2 separate regions of the Homo sapiens genome follow, and region 1 is linked to region 2. Evidence: read pairs that join two places in POLR2A ChIA-PET (ENCODE). Cell type or tissue: MCF 10A. All regions are shown on one strand. Each heading gives the region's core, and the rest is flanking DNA. Links, peaks and the distances in the headings are about the cores only. Region 1 overlaps PARD3 (par-3 family cell polarity regulator). Region 2 has its middle 16 kb from the start of LINC02635.

What was found. Peaks named below come from ENCODE experiments on the same cell type or tissue, not always from the same donor. Only the 100,000 strongest peaks of a DNase experiment are listed, where the experiment ranks them.
Region 1: POLR2A ChIA-PET joins it to region 2 with 5 read pairs; 2 of 35 experiments call an interaction of 5 or more read pairs at or near these places.

The regions. Positions count from the first base shown.
Region 1 is chr10:34,767,476-34,770,394 of GRCh38, reverse strand. The region is part of intron 1 of PARD3 (par-3 family cell polarity regulator); the gene reads left to right. Among named protein-coding and RNA genes, the nearest start is that of PARD3, 46 kb to the left of the region's middle. In MCF 10A, for the core only: no CTCF peak of the experiment used is centred there; a DNase peak (open chromatin) is centred at 1,664.
Region 2 is chr10:34,987,552-34,990,470 of GRCh38, reverse strand. No RefSeq gene overlaps it. Among named protein-coding and RNA genes, the nearest start is that of LINC02635, 16 kb to the right of the region's middle. In MCF 10A, for the core only: no CTCF peak of the experiment used is centred there; no DNase peak of the experiment used is centred there.

The DNA of each region.
Region 1 (2,919 bases), core at 175-2,674, 220 kb after region 2:
CAGGCTAGCCGAGGGCTCGAGGTGTCATCTCCGTTTAAGAATGCTTAGAATACCAGGCAAAAAGTGATAGTTTTAATCAGCAGTAAGAAGTGCTTTTGCAGTTCAAAGGTGTGAGATGATCATGGATTGGCCATAACCAGGAAAGACTTTTGGGAGGAGATGGCATTGACTAGATCTTCATAGAAGGACAGATGTGTGGGCATGGTGACTGAAACAGCATGAAGGGTGACTTGTGTCTAAGGAGCAGGAAACATTTGGCTGGGTGATGTGGTCTGCAGGCAGAAGATAAGGCTAGGAAATGACTGTCCCGGAGGGTCTTGGATGAAGGGCCATCCGCTAATACTGAGGAAGTCATTGGGAGCCAGTGAAAATTTTTGAGCAGGGAAATTGGGGCTGTATTTTAACCAGATGGAGCTGGTTTGATGGTAAGGGTGTACTAGAGAAGGGGAACCCCACATTCTGAATTAATGTCACTTAGGAAAGGACCCCTTGTAAGTATGAAATGGTTATAATTGTGTGTGTGTGTGTATGAATTTGAGAAAAGTGTATAACTGAAGAACACTAGGTATGGTTTTCTTGTTTTTTTTTTTGTTTTGTTTTTTTGTTCGTTTGTTTGTTTGTTTGTTTTTTTAAAGACATGGTCTCTCTCTCCCTCTGTTGCCCAGGCTGGTGTGCAGTGGCATGATCACGGTCACTGAAGCCTTGACCTCCTGGGCTCAAGTGATCCTCCCACTTCAGCCTCCTGAGTAGCTGTGACTACAGGAACGTGCCACTATGTGCCAGGCTAATTTTTGTATTTTTTATGGAGACAGGTTTTTGCCGTGTTGCCCAAGCTGGTGTCGGACTCCTGGACTCAAGTGATCCACCTGCCTCAGCCTCCCAAAGTGCCGGGAGGTATGGTTTTAGACAAAGAAAAAAAAAATTACAGTAATGATTTTCACCTGGAGAGGATAAATGGGAGGAGGTGGGCTGAATTCAGGGCTGACTGTGTTTTTTGGCAGTGTCGATTTGGTGTTCAGTTTTCAGAGGCATTCCGTTAAGCCATTTGGAGGCAGTATTTTAAGTGAGAATGTGGCTATAGGGGTGGGCAGATAAGCTTGTGACTGATTCGGTCAGGGTGTTGGTAGGCAGACCTAGCCCTGGTGGTCGCCGTACCGGTGGTGCTCAGTATCCGTGGAGGTCTGCCAGCATCCTAGAAGCCCTGGGGGTTGGCTGTGCCATCAGCCCTGTGCAGACAGCTGCAAAGCATGACTTGGGGCAGAAGGGGCCACCTTGTTTATGTGGAGGGTGAAGGTTTGCTGACAGTGACACCAGCTTGAGATTGAGAGACGGTGGGGTAATGGAATTCATTCAGTTTTGGCAGGAGGCAGAAGTCAAGGGAGTTTATTGATCCGAGCCTTGAGAGGGCGGGTAATGAGCAGTGTATCTTAGGTGGGCTGAGCGGTAAAGTTTGGGCACCGAGGGTGACGTGAACTGGAGTTCGGCGCTGGGAACTGGATATTCACCTCCCTTCAGAGCTCTGTCACCATGCCTGGGGTGGAGCCGCACCCTGAGTGCGCTCAGCAGGGAGTGGCATGTGTGCAGGGCTTCAGCCAGGGCTGGCAGCCAAGGACCAAGCCATTTGCCTGGCTCCACCATCCAGAGTGCAGAGAAGAAAAGTGGGCCAGAGCCAAGTAAGTTTTCCCTTCTCTTTTTCACTCTGCTGTGACACCCTCAGAGTGTTGAGTAATAGGGCTTGTGAAAGGAAAATAAATCTTGGGGGCCCCAAAATCACTAAGCAGGGAAAAGGCAAGCTGGGAACTGCTCAGGGCAAACCTGCCGCCCATTCTATTCAAAGTCACCCCTCTGCTCACAGAGATAAATGTGTATCTGATTGCCTCCTTTGGAGAAGCTAATCAGAAACTCAAAAGAATGCAACCATTTGTCTCTTATCTTTTATCTACCTGTGACCTGGAAGCCCCTTCCCAACTTCCAGTTGTCCCGCCTTTGCTTCGAGTTGTCCCGCCTTTGCTTCGAGTTGTCCCGCCTTTGCTTCGAGTTATCCCGCCTTTCCAGATGGAACCAATGTTCATCTTACATATATTGATTGATGTCTCATGTCTCCCTAAAATGTATAAAACCAAGTTGTGCTCTGACCACCTTGGGCACTTGTCATCAGGACCTCCCGAGGCTGTGTCACAGGTGTGCATCCTTAACTTTGACAAAATAAACTTCCTAAATTGACCGAGATCTGTCTCAGATTTTTGGAGTTCACAGGCTCATGTATGGAGAACTTGGACAGTAGAATATCCTTAGAGCACTGAAGTCTAGTTAAGTGAGGACTGACAACGTAAGGAGATGTTGAAAAATAGTTTCAAAGAAGAAAAAATTGCACATATGTTTTTGAAAACAAACTCATGCTTCTTATAGAAAGATTAGAATCTCATTGCTTAACATTTATATTTTCATCCCTTTAAAAATCTCTTTTTTTTTTGAGACAGAGTCTCACTGTTACCCAGGCTGGGGTGCAGTGTCACAATCTTGGCCCACTGCCACCACAGCCTCCCAAGTAGCTGGGATTACAAGGGTGCGCCACCATGTCCAGACAATATTTTTGTATTTTACCGTCTGTACTAAAAATACAAAAATATTAGCCCAGGGTGGTGGCGCGTGCCTGTAATCCCAGCTACTCAGGAGGCTGAGGCAGGAGAATCGCATGAACCCAGGAGGCGGAGGCTGCAGTGAGCCCAGATTATGCCACTGCTCTCCAGTCTGGGTGACAGAGCAAGACTCCATCTCAAAAAACAAACAAACAGACAAAGAAACAAACAGAAGAAAGGCTGTAATTGTATAGTCCCACCAGCATACCAAAGTCTTTTTGGAAGTAACCTCTCATTAGCTCAATTAATGAGGTTGAATTAAAAAGTCACGGAGTCCGTC
Region 2 (2,919 bases), core at 250-2,749:
ATGTTGATGATGTGGACTGATTAAATCAAGCTAATGAACATATCTATCACCTCACATACTGTCATTCCTTTGTGGTGAGAACGTTTTTTTTTCTGAGACAGATCTCGCTCTCCGCCCAGGCTGGAGTGCAGTGGCGCTATGTAGACTCACTGCAACCTCTGCCTCCCAGGTTCAAGCGATCCTTCCACCTCAGCTTCCCGAGTAGCTGGGATTACAGGCATGTGCCACCACACCCGGCTAATTTTTGTATTTTTAGTAGAGACAGGGTTTCATTATATTACCCAGGCTGGTCTTGAACTCCTGACCTCAAGTGATCTGCCTGCCTTGGCCTCCCAAAGTGCTGGGATTACAGGCATGAGCCACCATGCCCAGATCTTTGTGGTGAGAACATTTAAAATCTAATTTTGGGGGTCTGCATTTCTTGAGTCAATTTTAGAGCCAGGAAGGCCACATCTTTGGAGTGAGAGCGGGAGTCAGGGTCAGTTCCTCAGCATCACTAAGTGGTCCCTCACCATCCATCTTTCCAGCTGGAAAGCAACTTGCTGGCCACTCACCAAAATAACAAGTAGGAAAGGTAAAATAAAGGAGGATGTGATCACATCAGCAAAAAAACAAAAAAACAAAAAACAACATTAAAGAGAGGAAATGCCAGTGTAAAATAAATGAAATAAATAGTAAAGAAGTAATACTGTTGCTGGTGAATAGAATGCATTGTCGCATATTATATGTGGATCTTCTGTTTATCATCTTGCTAAACTCTCTCCTTTATATATTCAGTCTTCTAGGAGAGGATTCATACAATCACAAAATAATTACAGTTTTATTTCCTCCCTTTCAGGCCTTTGACTTGAATTTGTTTTCCTTGTATTGGCCGAAATATATGGAATAGACATGGTGATCTTGGTCTTCTTCCTGATTTTAAAGGATACTAATTATTTTAATGGAATTTATATGGGCCTCATGAAATGAGTTGGGAAGTAATCTTTTTTTCTCTACTCTCTAGGAAAATCTATAAAATTAGAATGACATTTTTCAAAAAAGTTGACTTGCCTGTGAAACTAACTGGGCTTGGTGTTTTCTTTGTAGGAAAGGAGCCCATTTCTGACATTCATCATACTGTTTAGCAAGCCACTAATTTTACAAATGAAACCGATTTATGACATTCATTTTGCTGCTAAAACCCCACTCCTATTGATCAACGTATGTACAGTGAAGCCTTTGTGGTAGCTGACTCTGCTGTGCAGCCTTAAGGTGAAATGTTAGCTGACCACTCTTGAAGAGCAAGTTCCTGATTAAAGACATTGACTTCCCTGAAGTGTATCTTAAATGAACATACACACACACACATATGCAGGCATGCCTACATACATCACATTATCCTTGCCAAAGTATCTTAAAGAAAGTTACAGTATTTTAAAGTAAATTGATCTCCATGCATTGATTTTTTAAAACCTATTTTTGGGATCCTGGGCTGACTTCTTTTTGACACCAAATTAACGTCAAATCATTTGCTTCCTGACTTGTTGAAACATGAATACCTGGAAAGAAAAGCTCTCTGTGAAGCAGAGATTAGCTCTATGAGAAAGCAGAAGAAAAGCATCTACGGCAAGCCTGAGCAGGCTCTGTAGGTTCAATCCTTAAGATTCAGTCCTTGAAAAACAGATTGAACTCTTGCTCCCAAAGATAAGATCACCTTTTTGGAGGAAATGTCAAAATTTAAGAAATCAGAATAAATCCTTTCTTAACCATTCCTTCATTCACATAGCAGTTATTGGATGTCTCCTAGGTGCAAGGCACCATGATAGACACCACGGATACAAAGAGTTACTTGCCCTCAAGTAACTCGCTGTCTAGATAGGATTAAATAGAGAATTAGCCAGGTGTGGTGGCTCATGCCTGTAATCCCAGCACTTTGCGAGGCTGAGGTGGGTGGATCACTTGAGGCCAGGAGTTGGAGACCAGCCTGGCCAACATTGTAAAACCCTGTTTCTACTAAAATACAAAAATTCGCTGGGCATGGTGGTACGTGCCTGTAATCCCAGCTACTCAGGAGGCTGAGGCAGGAGAATCGCTTGAGCTGGGACCCGGGAGATGGAGGTTTCAGTGAGCCGAGATCACGCCACTACACTCCAGCCTGGGCTACAGAGCAAAGCTCTGTCTCAAAAAAAAACAAACAAACAAACAAAAAAAAACTGTAATGACCAACACAAAATCAGATCCAATTTACTGCTTGAGGAAACAAGACCAAATAATGAGAATCAGTATCAGCAGACAGTAGGGACAGACTCACAGCTACTCCTGATAGTGCAACTACTAGTTACAAACTGTAAACTCACTATGCCTATTATGTCATGGAGCTGGAAACCAACATTTTCAGGAAGGAACTATAACTATAAAAAGTTACACTGGGCTGGGCACAGTGGCTCAGGCCTATAATCCCAGCAATTTTGGAGGCTAAAACAGGAGAATCACTTCAACCCAGGTGTTCAAGGCCAGCCTCAGCAACATAGTGAGACTCTGTCTCTGCAGAAATTGTTTTTTTTTTTTTTTTTTTTTTTTTTTTTTTGAGACAGAGTCTCATCATTCAGGCTGGAATGCAATGGCGTGATCTTGGCTCACTGCAACCTTCACCTTCCAGGTTCAATCAATTCTTGTGTCTCAGTACCCCAAGTAGCTGGGATTACAGGGTCACACCACCATGCCTGGCTAATTTTTGTATTTTTAGTAGTGATGGGGTTTCACCATGTCGACCAGACTGGTCTCGAACTCCTGACCTTAAGTAATCTGCCCGCCTCGGCCTCCCAAAGTGCTCGGATTACAGGCACGAGCCACCACGCCAGGTCAAAAAATGTTTTTAAAATTAGCTGAGCATAGTGACTCACTCCTGTTATCCCAGCATTTTGAGAGGCTAAGGTGGGA